Linked DNA regions of Homo sapiens: region 1 is linked to region 2. A link is an interaction called in ENCODE POLR2A ChIA-PET data of the cell type or tissue named here. Cell type or tissue: Panc1. All regions are shown on one strand. Each heading gives the region's core, and the rest is flanking DNA. Links, peaks and the distances in the headings are about the cores only. Region 1 has its middle 290 kb from the start of SLITRK6. Region 2 has its middle 340 kb from the start of MIR4500.

Evidence for each region. ChIA-PET counts read pairs that join two places held together with the same protein. Peaks named below come from ENCODE experiments on the same cell type or tissue, not always from the same donor. Only the 100,000 strongest peaks of a DNase experiment are listed, where the experiment ranks them.
Region 1: POLR2A ChIA-PET joins it to region 2 with 8 read pairs; 1 of 35 experiments calls an interaction of 5 or more read pairs at or near these places.

What each region holds. Positions count from the first base shown.
Region 1 is chr13:86,079,172-86,089,679 of GRCh38, reverse strand. No RefSeq gene overlaps it. Among named protein-coding and RNA genes, the nearest start is that of SLITRK6, 290 kb to the right of the region's middle. In Panc1, for the core only: a CTCF peak has its summit at 3,530; no DNase peak of the experiment used is centred there; H3K27ac peaks cover 2,123 bases.
Region 2 is chr13:87,268,893-87,279,400 of GRCh38, reverse strand. No RefSeq gene overlaps it. Among named protein-coding and RNA genes, the nearest start is that of MIR4500, 340 kb to the left of the region's middle. In Panc1, for the core only: CTCF peaks have their summits at 4,773 and 4,979 (motif pointing right); a DNase peak (open chromatin) is centred at 4,977; H3K27ac peaks cover 1,259 bases.

The DNA.
Region 1 (10,508 bases), core at 1,753-9,752, 1.2 Mb after region 2:
TTCTATGAGGACTCTATTTTGGGGCATTAGCTGCCCCATTATCAAAGTGGCATTCCTTAAATTTTCATCTGGTTTTAACATGAGAGGTAGTGGAATTTTTCACAGTGGTAGACTGACTGTAAGAATTATTTAGATTTCACTGGGCCAGCTTTTCATTCTACTGTGGATCACCTTTTTAAAATGGTAGTCTAGACTCATTGCTTTATCTATGGTTTGACACAAGGGTTTTTCTGTCACTGAAAACTGTCTTTGCAAAGGCCAGACCTCACTTCATAGGACCAAGTACACCTTAAAAACAAAAACAAAAACAAAACATCACTCCAATAACTTTCATTGTCATCTCCATAGATCCAAATTTGGAAGGTTGGACCATAGAAGACTTGGAGCCATAAAATGGCCCTGCTGTTTTCTGGTTTTGTTTTGTTTTGTTTTGCTTTTTTACACATATGATCTGCCCTTTCCCCAATATCTCAGGTCAACAATCAAAAGTAACAAGTTTTTGCCTGTGTTTTCCCTAGAGAGGAAATTCTCTTCCTTTCACATTCAATGTAGGTGGATGGTATGGTTTAGCTGAGTCTCCACCCAAATCTCATCTTGAATTGTAGTTGCCATAATCCCCACGTCATGGGAGGGATCCAGTGGGAGGTAATCAAATCATGGGGTTGGTTAGCTCCATGGTGTTCTTGTAATAGAGAGAGTTCTCATGAGATCTGATGGTTTTACAAGGGGTTTTTCCCTCCCTTTGTTCTGTGCTTCTCTTTGCTGCCGCCATGTGAAGAAGGATGTTTGCTTCTCCTTCCACCACGAATGTAAGTTTCCTGAGGCCTCCCCAGCTATGCTGAAGTGTCAGTAAATTAAACCTCTTTCCTTTATAAATTACCCAGTCTTGGGTATGTCTTTATTAGCAGTGTGAGAATGGACTAATGCTGTGCACATCTTTGTAACTGTTTCCTGAAAAGGGCTGGAATATTAGCAATAGAAGATGGGATGAGGATAGCTTGATGCTGACCAATCTGGAAGTCAGCATCAAGCTATCCTCATCCCATCTTCTATTTTTCTTAAATTCTGCTAATCCCCACCTCTCAAAGAATAGAAAGTAACAAACAGGGTACTTTTCAGGCCTCTGTCGTTGTCTGTTGTTTCTAACAATTGGCTTGGAACCACTTCTCAATTTATTCTCATTAACAGCATAAAATAGGAAGCATCATTTACTGCCCTGTGTACCATATGATTTGTTAACATCTCAACTATCTATTCCCATGGACTTCTCTGGGTTCCTATTAATTGCCTCAAAAGGCCCCCATCCTTCATCTTCCAGAAAGTCATGTCCTTTAATTATAGAATCATGTATCAAAACTATCAAGAAATATAAAAGATCTGAGATTTTTATCCTGTGTACAACATAACAAGTTATCCTAGCACAGTTTAATAAATGCTGGCAGAAGTCCCACAACTCCTGGGTCAGAGACAGAGGACTTTATCACACATAAGTATCAATATATTTGTTTGTTTTTGGAAAAACAATATAATGTATTGATTTTTCTTGCACCCCATAGTCCCATAAGACTGCTGCATATGGGCCTGAAAGCATGCTTGCATATGGAGTAGATTGCTTTACAGGACAGGGGCTCTGAGCTTAGAAAACCTGAAAATTTTATAATGGCAGTGAACATGCCAAACCTTAGTTCAGGAGGGAGACATTTTTCTTTTACTGGACAGTAAGCATGCCTGCCTGCCCTTTGCACCACAAAGGGACACTATATCAGTTTTCCGAGGTACACTGCTATGAAACTGTTCTTGAAAAGAGAGTTTGGAACCAAGACTTGCATGTCATGCAGTAACAAAGGCTCAAATGAGATGCAGAAACATGAGAGACTTAGAGAGAATTAGCTCTCAACTTATTATTCCAATGTTAATATACATGTTATAGAGCACTATTAAATGACTTGTCAAAAATGTATTGAGGTATAAATATGTATATGTTAGCATGAAATTATCCTGTACATATTCATTTTAAAATGTGTTTTCATACACACATTTCATATACACCCTTAGCCTGGGTGTCTTGTTGTAAGGATGAAAATGTAAGCTAGTTATATTAGGTTCTTACTATAAGCCTAGCTAGTGATGGTGAGAAAATAGAAAAGTGAGCAAAACATATATATATATGTCAGTTTGGCACAAGATATTACCATGATGACTATTACTTCAGAATGAATCATATCACTCTCTTTCTTTCTCTCTCTCTCTCTCTGTGTCACAGATACACACACACAGCAGATTACTCACTGAGCAGATGTGATCTATCAGTATTTCTTTGTATCTTTTATTATTGCTTACTAGAGTGTTTGCCTGCTATTATTTTATAGTTTTAACATTTTCCAGTTGTCAGATATCTGAATTTTAAGGATGTGAGATTTCACACTAAGCTTGCATTTTTATTTTGCCTTAGATTTCAAAATAAAGTGGCTTCTTACTTCAAGCAAATATAAAAGTTTGAAATATAGCTCTGATAATTGTTTAGAAATGAAAAGCTAAACTATGCTGTTAAAATAATTTATTATTGCTTTCATAAGTAAGAATGTAGGATAAGTAATGATAAATTCCTTGTAAAAATGGAAAACATGTTGAAAATACTAATAACAACTAAATTTATTGATAACTTTTAATGTTCCATATACTAAAGTATGTAATTTCCATATTTTGATTCTTTACTAAAATGCCATAATAAGCTTTTACTACCTTACTTTAAAAATTAGTACACTAACACACATATTTCATGATTTATCAAGTACAATTTTGTCTGACTTTAAAATGTATGCTGAAATGCTCTTTTATAGATATCAATTTTATTTAAAAAATTCATATTTTTCAGTACATGTGAAATATTCTTTATCAATAAAGTAATTGCTTCAATATGTTCTATTTTATTTGATAATGAGTATCAATTACTTTTTAAACATCAGTTTCATTCCATTAAGTCAATTTTTATTTTCACTTTAATAAAAACATGTTATACAACCAAAGTTTAAAAAATAAAAAGTAATATGTTGGACGTTTTCTAGGGTATTAAATAGATTACAGGAACTATTTCTATTTCAGTAATGCAGAACTCAGGAGATTTTAATGCACCTATGTCTGCAGGTTCCAGTCTCTATACCTTCTGGATTAAGTTATCAATGCAGAGATTCTGACTCCCAAGTATAGATAAAGTGTTGCTCTACTTTTATCAGCTGGGAAAATAGGGGATGGAGAGGAAGCATAGGTGCCAGGCAAGTATCACTTTACTTTGATCAGGAATTCTCACAAAAGGACGGAACAAATGTTCCAATAGCATCTATGATATTAATGTTAATGTAATATAAGGAAAAGTATGAAAATAAATAAAAGTCAAAAATGTTATGATAAGGTATTCCATGAAATTTAACAAATATATATTTTGTTGTAAAGGTTTCAATTTTCATCTGTCAGATATTGCAGGATGACAGACTGTTTTAAAAGTGATTTTGTATTAATAAAAGAAATATGCCTGCATGATACATTTGAAGCCCAGTATACATGATTAAATGACTATATCCATGATCTTAGGATGCCCTCATGCTGTCACTGAATCAATTGCAATGTCTACAATTTATTTCAGAAAAGAATATTCCAAAATTATTTTTTATGTCACTTCAATGGAATTGCTTTGAGTCTTGCATGGTGAATTGTATCAGAATATTTCAAATATATATATACATGTAAAACCATCTATATCTACATAGATCTGTAATAAGCTTTGTTTTCTTAAATTTGGGCAAAATATAAGATTTACCACATACATATACTGTTATAATACTCGTAAAAGGCAACTAGATTCACTATTTATTCTGGAACTATATTACATGGATTCAAATTAATTTCTTTATTTTGCTAATATGTTTTTGAAAAATATCGTATCTTTTGTACCTGAGTTTCTTTATTTTATCAGCTAGGATGATAATGGTACCTACCTTAAAGGTGAATGTTAAGCATTTATATTTTTTAATTAAATATTTTATGGTATACTAATAATTTTATTTTCTGAAAATTTTATCTGTTCTTTATCTTTAAAAAATTGATTCAATATTCTCCAATTTGGTACATACTAGTATCTTTTTTCTTTTTATTTAATCATTAAGATTAAGAATTATAATGCACATGAATTCTTTAGGTTTTGTAAGAAGAGATGTAGTTGCTTAGATTTTTGTTTTTTCTTTTTAAAAAAATCTTCTAGAGAATACAGCACATCACAGCACTGAATTCACTTGTGGGACTTTAAGACATACTTGAAAATTGATGCTAGCTGGGAACTTAAGGAATAAACAGGTGACTTGAAAGAATTAAAGCAACATAAAGACTTATTCAAAATAATAAAAGTTTTTCCCAAAAAAATTCTTAGTGGGTGCAGTGGTTCACACCTGTAACCCCAGCACTATTTAGTCAATTGAAACACATTTGTGGTCGGGCATGGTGGCTCATGCCTGTAATCCCAGCACTTTGGGAGTCTGCAGCAGGAAAATTGCTTGAGGCCAGGAGTTCAAGACTAGCCAGGTCAAGATGGCTAGACTCCATGTCTACACAAAATTTAAAAATTAGTAGCCAGCTTCAGGCTGGGTGACAAAGTGATACCCTGTCTCAAACAGCAACCACCACCACAACAAAACTCTTTATCACCAAAAATAACATGACTCAGATGGGAAGGACTAGAATTAGTGGGTTGGTGGGCTGTTAGGAAACAGTCCACACAGCTGGACGTGTGCAGCAGGCCAGCGAGCATTACTGCCTGAGCTCCACCTCCTGTCAGATCTGCAGGCATTAGACTCTCATAGGAATGTGACCCCTACTGTGAACTGCGAACTCCAGGGATCTAGTTTGTGAGGTCTTTACGAGAATATGATGCCTGATGATCTGAGGTAGAACAGTTTCATCCTGAAACCATTTTCTCCACCAAACTGGGGAAAAATTGTCTTCCACGAAACCAGTCCCTGGTGCCAAAAAGGATGGGGATTGTTCGTTTAATACACACAGGCATCTTCATTATTATCTTTTATTTTTAAATGATTGTAGTACTTTCTGTTGCTACATTTCATCCAGAGATTTTATTCACACAAACACAATTCTGTGATCAAAATGGCTTCAGTCTGCCATTTCAGTATTGATTTATATCACATCTTATTATTTTTATCATGTCTCAGCACATTGTAGTGTTTTGAGTCCCATTAAAATGTTTACGGTTTCTTTACTAGAAGTGAAGTTATGAGCCATTCATACACTCTCTAATTACGACACTTTAGTGCCTAAGAAATGACATTTCATTTTTATGCCAAATGTTTATGTATTTATTTTCTTTCTCTGTCATTTTTTCTTATTTATTGACAAAATTTTATATATTTTATATTTTCTTTGGTTTTGAGATGAAAGTCATGTAACATAAAATTGATGATTTCAAAGCGTATAATTCATTGCCATTTAGTACATTTACAATACTGTGCGAACATTATCTCTATGAGGTTCTAAACATTTCCATTACCCTAGAAGAAAACCCCGTATCATTCAACAATCATTCTCTACACCCTCCTTCCTCCAGCACTGACAACCACCCATCTGTTTTCCATCTCTATGGACTTGCCAATTCTAAATATTTCATATAAAGGAAATAACACAATATAAGATCATTTGTTTCTGTCTTCTTTTGCTTAGCATGTTTTCAAGTTTCACCTACTTTTAGCACAGAATAGTAGTTTTGATGTAGTACTTTTTATGGTTGGCTAATGTTCCATTGTACATATGTACATTGTACATTGTACACTGTGTATGGTTGACTAATGTTCCATTGTACATATAGACCACACTTTGCTTCCTCATTCATCAGTTGATGGATGTTTAAGTTTTTTGACTTTTGGCTCTTATGAATAGTGCTGGCATGAAGTATTCATATGAATATGAATAAATATTTGAATATTCAATATGAATAAATATTGAGTACCTGTTTTTCAAGTCTTTTTGGTATATAACTGGAAGTGAAATTTCTGGGCCATATGGCAATTCTATGTTTAATTTTTTGAGGACCTACCAAACTCCTTCCTGTAACAGCTATATCATTTTACGTTACCACCAGAAATGTAGGAGGGTCCTACATTCTCCACACTCTCACCAACACTTATTATTTACCATCATTTTGATGGTAGCCCTTCCAGTGGGTGTTAGGTGGTATCTCATTGTGGTTTTAACCCAATATTTATTTTTCAACAACAGAGTCCTCTGAAAAATAGTGATGGTCCTGCAGTAAAAACTACCCTGCTTAATGAATATTCAGAGTAAAAACGATCCCAAAGTGGGAAATAAACAAACATGCTTCCAAAGATGAATCATCAGAAAATGAGAGAAAGTAACTTTATCTTATGTTGACTAACTTTATTACTTATTACTAAATGTAATTTTTCATATATGTACAATTTGTTTGCTCCAAAAATTGGTTTTATATACTAATTATTTCACGATAGCAGTAAAAATTTTAGCCATTTCAACTTACAGTTTTTTAAAGGTGAATGTGTGTCTGTGTTGGAGAGTGATACTGTTGTACTCAAAAGGAAATGCACATGAAGTCCTGCATGTCTCAATTCCCTTTAAAGCCAGCGTGCTCTCATAGTCAAATGTTTAGCATGCTTATCTTTAGCATTAACTAACCAGCTGCAGAAAATGTGGCTGCCCCCTTATACTACCTGTAACTACAAATGATGTACTTAGATCATTTGTTACATCTTTTATAGTTACAAGTAGTATAATGTGCTTGTAACTTTATCATCATTCTAATCATTTCCCCAAACCTTTTTAAAAATCTAGTTTAAACACGTTTTGTGAACATTATTTTAAATGTAACAAAATAGTCTAATGTTTAAATTTTCACTGAAGACAGAAATGTCTATATTTGATTCTTTTGCATCTATATTTATAAATTATACTGTAAGTAAAAACTTTCATTTAACAATTCCCAAGACATATGACTTTTATAATAAAATATTTTCTAATTTTAACTGGCTAATAATAGAGGTAAAATCAGTATTGAAATGAGCTAATATATTTACAATCTTAAATATATTCTTAGAGTGATTTTTAAATGTGATTATAGATTTTAACACTACCTACTTTTTTAACTGCAAGAGTTTTTCTATGCAACATCAACAAAAATTCCAGGCCAGAGTGAAGACAATCTGGATTCAAATGCTCATTGCTTCCAGATGTATGACCTGGGCAATTTAGCTAACCTTTCTGGAGTTCAATTACTTCTGTAATATGATTATCTACTTCATAAAACTGGAAGGTTTAAATGCATTGACTCATGTAAAATCTTGGAACTGTGCCTAGCATATAATAAGCTCTCAGTATTATTGATAAACAGTTTTAAAACATGAAGAATTTGAGGAGCAGGACTGTATTTTATTGAGATTTTGGAGAACCAATGCAGGAATTTCTGAAAGAATGCTGATGCAGCCATCACCTCTTACCTGAACTCTTGCAATAGCCTTTTACTGGCATCTCTGTGTACATTATTGCCGTGCAGTTCCAGTGTGTTCCCTACATCATTGCCAGAGTTATCTTTATAAGGGCATTAATTATAATTTCCCTCTTATAAAAGCCTCTGATAGCTTCCTATAAACCTAGAATTGAATTGAACACCTTAATTATATGTCTCAGAATCTCAGAATGGTAAATGATCTGGCACCTCCCTCTTTTTTTTTTTTTTTTCTTTGAGATGGAGTCTTGCTCTGTCACCCAGTCTGGAGTGCAGTGGCGCAATCTCGGCTCACTGCAAGCTCTGCCTCCTGGGTTCATGCCATTCTCCTGCCTCAGCCTCCCAAGTAGCTGGGACTATAGGCGCCTGCCACCATGCCTGGCTAATTTTTTGTATTTTTAGTAGAGATGGGGTTTCACCATGTTAGCCAGGATGGTCTCGATCTCCTGACCTCGTGATCCACCCGCCTCGGCCTCCCAAAGTGCTGGGATTACAGGCGTGAGCCACCGCGCCCGGCCAACTCCCTCCTTTTTTATTTGATCCATGCCACTCTAATGCATGTGACATTTAAAGCCAATGGGACATCTTTGTGTGCACCAAACTGGCCAGTTCCTTACGGATTTCAGGTCTTCACATTTGCTGTATCTTTCTGCTTTTCTTTAAGAACATCAAATAGCTCTCTCTCTCTTTTTTGTCTGAATCCCAAAGTCACTTCCTCAAAGAGATCGTCAGTGAAAGCTCTTTATTAAACACTATCCCATCCCCAACAATCTCTGCTTTTAATAAACTAGTAGTTAACAATATTTGAAATTTTTCTGTTTGATCACTTCTTTTTCTGTTTGATCACTTCTTTACTTATTGATTGCCTGTTTCTTTCACCAAACCATGGCTCATTCCATGGCTCATGAGAGCAAGAACTATATCTATCTTGCTTATCACATTGTTACTAGTACCTAGACGAGTGACTTGCACATGGAAGATCAATGATACTAGGTTGGTGCAAAAGTAATTGTGGTTTTTGCCATTTTTTTAATCACTTTGGCACCAACCTAATAATTGTTTTCAGAATAAGTTAAAACCACTCTTTTGAACTCTGACAATTTCTACATGTAGAAACCTTTTTTAACCAACCATCTTTTATCATAAAAAATAATGCCCTTAGAAGGTAACATTTTATTACTAACAACAAAAAATTGAAGTTTCTAAACAGTTCAAAAAATGGATCTAAACAAAATAATATGCCTTCTCTTACTTATAATAAACGAATAAAAATTAAAACTATATGAGATACTGTTCCTTGCCTATTTGCATGGCAAAAATCCAAGTTCAACAACATACTTTCTTGGTGAACTGTAAAAAAGTAAATATACATCATTTCTGGGATGGCTAAATGGTTCCATCGTCCTGAAATAAAATCTGCCAACATCTAGAAATACTACTTATTCTTAAACACTTTTACTCAGCAAGCTCTAAAAAATATATCCCAAAGATACAGTGACAAAATTGTAAAATGCATTAACATTTTAATTTTATTGACATTAATTTTGACATTAACTGTATTTGTAAAGACTGCAGAGTGGCAATAATCCAAATGCACACCACTAGAAGATGAGTCAAACAGCCTTTGATGCTTCCCTCACAACAGAGTACAGCCACAAAAACAAGGAGGAGTATTTATATATACTATTATGAAATATCATTAGGATATTTCATTAAGTGAAATAAATAAAAGTGTAAATAAAGAATATTTTATTATTCACTAACATTAATTTACAAAAGGAAGGCTAGAAATAGAAATTCAATTATGTACAAGAATATAGCAAGATGAATCATGAAATAAAATGGGAGAAGGTAAGGTAGAGGGTACTATAATAGATACTAGACTTCTTTAATTATAGCTTTTTAAAAAAATTGACTTTGGGTCCACATTAAAATTTTATACAAGTATAAAACTTAATTAAATTTAAAATAAAATAACTAAATTTGAATGCAAAATAAGTTACCCTACCTTTATATCTAATTGGTTATATAACAGACAGAGGAACTATTTCAAGTTACTCTAAAACATTGTAATTTGATCTTATATACCTAATTAAATAAGTCTTGTGGAAAAAATAAACAGTAAAAATAATATTAAACTAAAGTAAATATATTTTTGTTGCTACAATTGTTGTTAATATTCAGATAATGAAAATACATGTATGGCTGAGAAAACAAATAAGTAATTATGTCATAATTAAGAATGGAGACTGTTGGCTGGGCATGGTGTCTCATTCCTGTAATCCCAACACTTTGGGAGGCTGAGGCAGGCAGATCACGAGGTCAGGAGTTCAAGACCAGCCTGACCAACATGGTGAAACCCCGTGTCTACTAAAAATACAAAAATTAGCCAGATGTGGTGATGCACACTTGTAATTAAGGCTACTCAGGAGGCTGAGGCAGGAGAATTGCTTGAACTGGGGAGGCAGAGGTTGCAGTGAGCTGAGATTGTGCCACTGCACTCCAGTCTGGGTGACAGAGTGAGATTCCGTCTAAAAATAATAAAAATAAAAATAAAAGAATGGAGACGGTTGACATGAAAGTAGATACACATGTAATATATAAATTAATGTTTTTAAAGGTATAATTTACAAAAAACAAAGTATAGCACAAATGTTAAATGTGCACACAAAGATTTCAAACCGACTTTATTAACTATCCAGTTTCAAAAATTAAACCCACTTAACACAGCATTTATTGGAAAAAATTACGCAAAAACTACGCATTTTGTTATATTTTATGATTTTTGAAATTTTTATTATAAGTATATTTGTATTTAATAGGAATTATTTCCTAAAAAATTGTTTTGACAAAATGAAGAATTTACAAGTTCCTAGCAACTTGCAATTGTAACTATGAATACTTATAAAAAATTTATATGACTACTGACCAATTTTAATTTGTTTAATCATAAAGTACATTCCTACATTTACAT
Region 2 (10,508 bases), core at 1,280-9,279:
TTCTATGCTTCAAATAGTATACTTGGAAAACAGTGACTGCTCCACCAGAATAAAAGGGTTTCTGATTGGTTTAAATAGTACAATTTATGGAAATCCTTTATGAAATTTAAAAATATACATGGAGTCTTTGTAAATCAATATGAAGTTGAGCTTATATAGAAGAAAAACGAAAATAAGTACTTTTATGTTTGGCAATTTACTTCAGGGTTCTTAACAAATCCTTAAATTTCTCATCACTCAAAGGCAGCCAGGTGCAGTGGTTCATGTCTGTAATTCCAGTCACTTGGGAGATGGAGGCAGGAGGGGTTGCTTGAGTACAGGTGCTCCAGGCTGTATTGTGCTATGATTGTGCCTATGAGCAGCCAGTGCTCTCCAGCCTGGGCAACAAGGCAAGACCCCATCTCTTAAAAAAAATGGTTTTTAAAGGCATTATCAAATTGTTGTTGTTGTTTTGGTTTTTTTTTGTGTGTGTGTGTGTGAGTGAGTGTGTGTGTGTATGTGAGATGGAGTTTCCCTCTTGTTGCCCAGGCTGGAGTGCAATGGCGCAATCTCAGCTCACCACAACCTCTGCCTCCTGGGTTCAAGCAATTCTCCTTCCTCAGCCTCCCGAGTAGCTGGGATTACAAGCATGAGACACCACGCCTGGCTAATTTTGTATTTTTAATAGTTACGGGGTTTATCCGTGTTGATTAGGCTGGTCTCGAACTCCCGACCTCAGGTGATCCACCCACCTCGGCCTCCCAAAGTGCTGGGATTACAGGCATGAGCCACCCTCCCAGCCCGAAATTTAACAATGGCATTATTATAAGAATTAAATGAGTCAATAAAGGGCTTAATAGAGAGAAGATAATATTTAATTAGTGGTATTCCTATTTAGAGTAGTGGATAAGGTAGTAGTAATAATGGAAGTATACTAGCGGTAGAAGAGCAGCAGTATAGCATAGTTAGAGAAAAAATTGTTATTACTTTACAATTTTTTTTGAAAAAAAGTCAAATCCACGAACGAATTTATACCCCTATTTTTTGACTTAGTATTTTGTATATTTTCTCTTTTCCTCACACCTGTATGTGCTCAATCATCAATGTGAATTCTTTACATTTTAAAATTTCTGAAACTGAATATGCATCTGAAAGCAACATCTCCCTGATATAGCTAGAATTTGTGTTTGTTTGTTTCTTCTTACAGTATATTGACTTAAAAAGAAAACCTTTAGGTGTTATACGTATCATTTTACTGTCTTGTTTTCAATCTTCTCTTCATTTTTTCATTCCATTTACATTTTCCTAAAATATATATTTAAGAGTAATGTTTTGAAAGGTTTTACCATATATTATTTAAAAATACTTTCTAACATAATCAGGTTATTTTTGGTCTTCACTAATGTGAACATAACCACTTTGTCATTTCACATAAATCTTAGTGAATAGCTCTTCTTTTAATTCATCTTGAGATGATTTTTATTAGTGGAATTTTATTGTCAAATGATATAAATGTCTTTCTTATTGGGAAGAATGATTTTCTTTAGCTTACTTTTAACTTAACTTTGAATTTTAAAAGATATATATAAATATATATAAACTTTTTTTAGAATATAAACAAAATACAGATAAGCAAAAGATGATTATCTTACCAATTATAAGTAGTTAAGAACATCTGCATATTTTTTTCTAACAATAATATTTTCAGTCACATAGAACACAATATTCTTAATTTTTAACTTAATAGTACGTTATAAATGGGAATTGTACCTTTGAAAATACCTACACTGTATTCTTTTGTTGTTGTTTTGAAATTCTTTAATTTTCTTTTTAAACATTTTTTTTTCTATACAAACGTATGGGGTACATGTGAACTTTTGTTCCATGTGTACGATGTGTAGTGATCTAGTCAGGATATTCGGGATTTGTCATCTGAGTATAATACATTTTTGTTAACTGTAGATACTCTAATGTGCTGTGAAACATGTAAGAACTATATTCTACTTGAACCTTAATATATTTAAACTCTAGTTTTCTTATTGGATATTTCAGTGTTTCCAATTTCTCCTTTCTAATAGTCTGTGATATATATAAATTTAGGTAAGTCATATTATAGTAATATCAAAATAAATTTTTCAAAGTAGAATTTCCTGGAAAATGTACATGAATATTGTAAGGCTCTCTCTCTGTATATACACACATATACATACACATGCACACACATGTACATGTACATATGTGCACATGTATATGTGTGTGCGTGTGTGTGTCACAATCTGCAGAAAGATATTGACAATTCTGCTTTAACCAGTATCTTCTAACTTTGAAGATGATTTTGCCCAGATACATTTTTTTCTTTATACATTATCAATTTCCAAAAATAAAATTCTGAGCTGTATGAATCAGAACCAGAAATTGTGGGAAAATGCCTAAACTTTATTTTTTACTGTTTTGTTTTTTTTTGTTTTGTGGTTTTTGTCTCTTTAAACTGATCAGAAAGACTTAAACCTGCTTCTGAGAAAGCAGGATGTGACCAGGAGGTAAGTAATAGTGAATGCGGCAGAAACTGTTCCCCAGTCCCAGCCCAGTACAGTCAGTGGAATTAGAGCGCAAATTCAGGTCCTGAAGGTTGAGCGATGCATAGTGAGAAAAGAAAAGCGTGCATATGAGTTAGAGGATGCGTGACTGTGTTTCTAAAATTGAGCCAGAATATCTTGTAATTATGTCTTTGCAGGAAATAAAGAAATAATCTTTATTTTAAATTATGTCTTAGTAGGCTGTCAGAATTTAGCTTGCTTTTGCATTTGATTTTGGAGTTTCAGCCTTTCCATGTATTTGATTCTTCACAGGAACACCAGCAAAATCCTGCTGTATAGCCAAATACCTCCATTTAATCATTATATCTTCAAAACTGGTTTTACATTAGTGTGAAGAATCTAAAACAAGATTTTATTTTTTATTAGCATGGAGATAATTATGTAAAGCTAATTTCATTCCAGGACAAGAAACAGAATACTATTTCCAGTGCTGGAGGTATTAATAGATGAAGCCATCCGGTATGACTTGTGAAGATGGAGAGGATTGTCATAGAACATTCACCATGTATAATATTATCTCATATCATCTTAGTATTTGCGTTCCCTAAAAATTAATATGTTGAAATACTAACTTCCAGTATGATAATATTCGGAGGTAGGGATTTGGGGAGGTGATTAGGTCATGACAGCAGCGCCCTCATCTATTGGATTAATGTTCTTGTAGAAGAAACCCTAGAGAGACTCTGTCCCTTCCAGCATGTGAGAACACAGCAAGAAGGCATTGTCCATGAGGAAGCGGGCTATCATCAGACAACATATCTGCCAGGGCCTTGATCTTGGACTTCCAGCACCCAAAACTGTGAGAAATAAATTTATGTTGTACATAAGCCACCCAGTTTAAGCTATTTTGTTGTTACAGCAGTCTGAATGAACTAAGACATTATTTCTAATAAAATTTTGTAAAATACTAAAGCAGCCATCCTCAAGTCACTCTTATAATTTTTATGGGTATATGGATGTGTTCTCATAAATTTTAATGCTTAATAGCTTTTTTGGATGATATATGGTTTGTTACCCAAGTTTATAAGAAGATTGCTTGTTATTACTTCCCTGGGATATGGCTCCCCTGAATATCACGCAAGAAAGAGGATCTTATTTTTATTTTTTTTTTGTAACTTGTTTTTTATAATCCAACACAGAATTAAATCAAAATAGTTTCTAAAATAGTAATGTCAAACTCTATAGGTGGAATTGATCCTAATTAAAGTAATTGATTAATATGAATATTTAGTTCATTTATAATATTTCTGAACCTTTCATATGCATTTGATAAGTTCATTTTACTCATAAACAACAAATATTAAAACTTAAAAAAGGTACAGCCATAGTACCACCCACATGGTTTGGATAAAATTTCACTTCAGAAAATAGTGCTTCCATGCATAGCTTTTTCCAACAAAATATTTGTTCTTAAAATATTATGGATAATTCATTGAAATGAGGACATTAATGAATGGCAGATTATATTTTCTTAATATCATCCTTCATATTAATTTTTTTAAAAGATACCAGGAAATACTGGCTGGCTCCAGGACTGAATGAAATTAAATATAATACACAATTAGTATATGTCTTATTCACTCACTCTGTATGTTTCTATTGAATCCCTTCTGTGTATAGATCAATGTGTTGAATGCAAGTGAATAAAACATTCTTCCCATTCTTAAGTATTTTACAGTCCAGCTGGGAAGACACAAATTCAACCCAACAGATAATATAATATATACTTCATGCAGATAGTAAAAGAACAGAAATATTTTTTTAAAATTCCAAGAGTAAATCACTACTTGGAAATTAGAAATGGCATATTAGGGACAGAATTTGATAGTTAGAAAATTGGTGAAGAGATAATACAAGTCCTTTAGGCATGAAATGTAGTTAAGTAGCTCTGACCTATATTTACTCACATGGACTCAGTCACTAAATAATAATTTATTTTATTAATTATTCATATGGGAGACAAATTAATGATCCTCTAGTAACCTCTTGAACCAGGGACACATCCATACATTAGCATATCATATAGAAAGAAACATTAATCTTTATAGCATTGATAATCTCTATAATTCTCTAAGCTTATTTTGAAAACTAATACTGAATATTTATTAGGCAATGTTAACTTTGTAAGCCTCTTGAGGTAGGCAAGGCAATTTTAGATAACCCTGTGGAACAGGTGAGGCAAATTTTAAAGATGTGAAAACTGATGTCATGAGAGGCCTAAATGCAAATAACTCCTAAGCACAGGCTTGGGAATTCAATCCAGGTATTTTGACCCCAGTTTAATTTCTTCTTTTACTATACCACACTGCCTCTTTCAAATAGGCTTAGCATTTGGATACTATGTTCTGTTATTAAAGCAGCTCACCACCCATCTTTTAATATGGGGTAGAAAATAGCTTTAAGCCTCTCCAGGGGGCGCTCTTAACCTGGAAAAGAAGGAAATGCATCACAGGTGAAAGAACAGCAGAACAATGTGACCTGCTGCTAATTTGCAGTGGTATTCATTTGGGTGGGATTTGACATTTCTGGGTAGATGTATATTTGTGATTGATATTTCATTCTTTAAAGCACAGCCTTTAAAACAGCTGTGAAATGCCAAGTTATTAATTTACACATTGCAAAATGTAGTGTTAGGAAACCGATTTACAGCTTTCCAAATTCAACTCCAGGGATACTAGGCTTTTGAAATCAGCACATCATGAAGAAGATTATCCCAATCAGCATAATTCTAAAAATTGCTGCCCAGTGTTCAGCTCTGCATAGAGCTAAAGGAATGAAAAAGGTGGTCAGGTGTAGTCACAGTAGATACAGCCAAAACAGAAAGACATATATACTTTGCAAGGGGCGGGGGGGCAGGAAACATTTTTCTCTTTCATGCACATATTTTTTGTTTTAGACTTAGTTTATTTGGGCGGTGTATGGGACTGACTATTTAATGTATTCTTTCTTGAAATGGTAAAACAATCTCTTGAGAAGAGGGCTTCATTTTAAATAACATGTAAAGCCTGTTTTACAGATCTTCTCCCTGAAATGTATTCATTATTCTTTTTCTGTTCTTCACAGAGTAGATGCGAATATATAACCATGAAAATAAGTAGTACTAACAAATCATGCCTTAGGCATTCCTAAAATGAAAGACTACATGAAATACTTTCATAATGAAGCTTTTGAAAACCAATCCATGAATTGATGTCTAAATTGTATTGGAAACAATACATACTTGAAAATTGCACTGGAGTTTAAACAAATTTTAACTAACTCCCTACATTTTTTTTTCATTTTTAGAGGTTTATATGAACTGGGACATTGATTTTATGGTAAACAAAATATTTACATGGACTTTTTAATTCATTTATCAGTATAGAAAAAGAATAAGAATACCAAAGCAAATAAAGGTACATCTCTTTACCATAACGATATCACTTACTATGTTCCTGACTTGCTGACATTTTAAAGGATGAAGAAACAAAATATTTGTTTAGAAATATGTTACAAAACCCAAATATACTAGCTGCTTACTGAGCAATTTGAATCTTCATAGTAAAACAAAATGTTTTAGCACAGATAAAAATATAGAAAAAATAAAATTTTAATTTGTGTTATTTGAAAATCTTAAATATCATAAAAATATATGTATTGCAAATGACGACATGCTATCAGTTGGATGAGTAAAGTAATGATTAGTGAGTATATCACAAGGAAAATATTGATACCTATTTCTCCGGATGCCTTAATCGTGGTGGCATAAGCCAGCCCACTAAAGGACATGTGTATGCCATAGCAACTCGGATTATTCCCACATTTGCTTTTTCAAAAATACATTGTGTTTTCACATTTTATTGAAATGCACATTAACATATTCGTAATACAATTATGGTTAAGCACATGACAACTGTTTGAAAACAATTAAGTAGAAATTTTAAATTGTCAAGTGAAAATATTCTTCAAAATTAAAACTCGACATTTTCTTACCACCCCTAGACATGTCCCCACTATCAAATCCAAGAAGAAGAAAATCAAATGTATTCCTTGTCATGGCTTTGCTTTTGGTGTTCTAAAGACAATATAGAAAATCACTATCTGATATTTAAAGATTATTAAAATATCTTTCCAAAAATAGTAAAGAACTGTCAAATAGCTAAATAATAAGTTTTTATATTTTAGGATACTCATCCATTGGTGAAGTCCTATAAACATTAGGTAAAACCTTCATCCAATGCTAGATTAAAAAAATGAAAACTATTTCTCTTATTATCTGTACCACAATAATATTGGTTGAAGTTACATTTACTGAATATTTACCAAGTACCATTCCCAAGTACCACATTCTTTGCTTGTCTGCAAACTTTTAAGTCATTCTATGTGGTAATTGCTATTTTATTTATATTGCAAAACTGAAAAATGCTTATGCAGGCACAGTAGCTGTATTAACATTGCAGAGATAGAAAGCATAAGGCCAGCACGGAATCCAATCTGATTATACTTGAAAGGGGAAGCTCAGGAACACCATGCTCCATCTTCCTCATCTTTGTAAGAGGATTTGCTTCATTATCGAGGGGTAAAATGTTCATGTTTGCATCACTTACAGATATGACTGTTAGTTTAGTTGTAATTAATTTCCCTCACTTTTACGTTAAAAAAAGAAGCACTAAAATAATGCAATTTAGTTTGCTCTCTCTTGTTTTACTTGTCTATCTAGGTTGAATCCAATAAATCACCAATTACAAAACACTGAAGTTGGCTGGCATTAAGTAGCTTATGGAACAACAGAGCTAACAGGTGGATACATCACACACTTTACATGTTTTTGCCCTACGGATATATAGATAGGAGAAAAATATGTCAAAAGAGACTCGAAAATGGCTAGTTCCCAAGTGGGTGGTCCTAGCTTACATCAATTAAAATAATACAGTTATTCTAATATTTCCCATTTTATCATAAAATTTTTCAGAAAGTTATCTTTGTCAGAAATTATGTGATACAGAAGTTTCTAGAAAAAATAAATTGATAGGAAAAAGTAGTATGGAGACAAGTATAGAAACAAAATAAAGCAGCCATATTATCAGTGATGACTATTTAATTTTTTTTAGTTTTCTCTAATCTTATTTTCCATAAATATTACTCACTTCATAATCTTGCATGCATAAGCAAATATCACATACAATACATTAACAAAAATTACCATCCTTGGAATGTTCTAAGAGCTTTACATATCTTAACAAATTTAATACTCAGAACAATCTAATTCGTTAGATATAATTAATTTCCTCATTTTTTATTATACTTTAAGTTCTAGGGTACATGTGCACAACATGCAGGTTTGTTACATATGTATACATGTGTCATGTTGGTGTGCTGCACCCATTAACTCATCATTTACATTAGGTATATCTCCTAAAGCTATCCCTCCCCCCTCCCCCAACCCCAGGACAGGCCCCGGTGTGTGATGTTCCCCTTCCTGTGTCCAGCTGTTCTCATTGTTCAATTCCCACCTATGAGTGAGAACATGCGGTGTTTGGTTTTTTGTCCTTGCGATAGTTTGCTGAGAATGATGGTTTCCAGCTTCATCCATGCCCCTGCAAAGGACATGAACTCATCATTTTTTATGGCTGCATGGTATTCCATGGTGTATATGTGCCACATTTTCTTAATCCAGTCTATCATTGATGGACATTTGGGTTGGTTCCTATGTGCCACATTTTCTTAATCCAGTCTATCATTGATGGACATTTGGGTTGGTTCCAAGTCTTTGCTATTGTGAATAGTGCCACAATAAACACACGTGTTCATGTATCAACACAGGAAATAAAGAACACACATTCTTTTTCCACACAAATTTTATTTTTTTTATTTTTTACTTAAATAAATCTTATTTTAGCATTAACTTCTTGCCAAGAAAGGTAACTCTATAACAAGTATTTGATTCCACCTCCAACCTCTCAAAAATCAACACAAACAATCCATATGATATAAAACAAGAAATTTCTGACAATTTGTACTGTACACATTCAAGTAATAGCAGTTTAAATTGAATTGTTAAGTGAATTTAGAAAACCTGCAGGGTTCAAGATCAATATAGCACTAACAAAAGACTCTATTTTTCTATATGCAACCCCCCAAAAAGCACAAAATAAAATAAACACAAAACAAATAACACACAAATAATTGAATTGTCAAATCAAACTCACACAAATCTAAGATCTTAACAAGAAAACTAGGCTTCACTAGTAATGACAAAGATACAGGCAATCATTTCTGAAAAAAGCCTGATAAGTCTCACATACAGCGGGCTCTCCCTGTTCTTCCACAGCAAACCTGTATTACCGGGCTTCCTATAACTGCTAAATCCCTAGGTTTTGTGATTTTACATCCACAACAGAAGAACAATTAGTCTGAGAGATCTCCATTGTCATCAATGTTTCTGTGAAGTTTTCTTTAACTCATAAATTCTGTACTTATTATCTATAAGCAATGCTTAGGGTCAGCCTTTCTCAGGCATTCCGTAGATAAGTTTCATTGTCCTAAGAAATAGTGTTAGCTAATTTACCCATAAGTTTAGTTACGTAAAATAAAGGAGTTTATGCCAAATTGATTCCCTTCTTTTCTTTCTGTTAGGAGTTGCTTAATGGTATTCGGGAGATAAATCAATTGCAGGTCAGTAGTTCTAACTTCTCCCTTTCTAGTTGTGCCAGATGAAAGAATATCAATAAAGCTTTCAGAGGGTGAGGGTGCAGGCAGTGGTACAAGGAAGTGACACTTAAGCTCTTAAGGTTCTGACGATATATGCACACATACATGTGTTTATATGTATACGTATATGTATATGTATTTTTATTTATTTATTTTTGAGACAGAGTGTCACTCTGTTGCCCAGCCTGGAGGCTGGAATGCAGTGGCATGATCGCGATCTCGCCTCACTGAAGCCTCCGCCTTGCGTGGTCAAGTGATTGATTCCCCCGTTTCAGCCTCCTGAGTAGCTGGGACTACAGGAACTGGCGCCACCATGCCCAGCTAATTTGTGTATTTTTTATAGAGATGGGGTTTCGCCACGTTGGCCAAGCTGGTCTCGAACTCCTGACCTCACTTGATTCACCCGCCTCGACCTCCCAAAGTGCTGGATTAAAGGCCTGAGCCACCGCGCCCCGCCAATATTCTTGATCTGAGTGAAGCTCACATTGGTGTGTTCACCAAGTAAAAGTTCATAGGACAGTGCGTAAGATTTGTGCACTTTTCACTCTATATGTTATCCTTTAATGAAAGTATTTCCTTCAAAAGTTACTAGAAGGTTACTTGAAAATGACTGAAAAAATGAGAAAGCTAAATGAGCACTGCTAAGAGTGATAATATATATGTATAAGAAATATTTGCCAAACGTTAATGTGAAAAACGTTATGGAAAAGTTTTCAAAAGAAAAGAGTTATATTTTCATTTGTGATTTCGCTTTTTGTGTTTGTGATTCCTTATGATTTTCATTGCAGCATTAACTTGATACTCTATTTTTCACAGGTAATAATTTGGTCAACTAATTGTATTCTGACTGTTTCTTGTAAGTCTTAAAAAGATTAGATTAGATCACTTTTCGTATTATTTGGGAAGGAAGTAAAAGTGAATGTGAAGTAATTTTGAGGTTTAAATTGATACCTAGGAAGGAGGATTGACCTAGTTTGTGCTGAAATTATAACCCCACCGATTTCATAACTATAAATATAAACAATGTATATTTTCAAAATAGGAATTACTATGAGGCACATTGTTGTTTTTATTTTTCTTTTCTTTTTGTCAAATAGCACATAAATGGATGTAGATTAATATATAGAAGTCGACCAGACACGGTGGCTTACGCGGGAGGCCGAGGAGGGCGGAGGCTGAGGCAGGCAGATCACTCAATGTCAGGAGTTCAAGACCAGCTTGGCCAACATGGTGATACCCCCA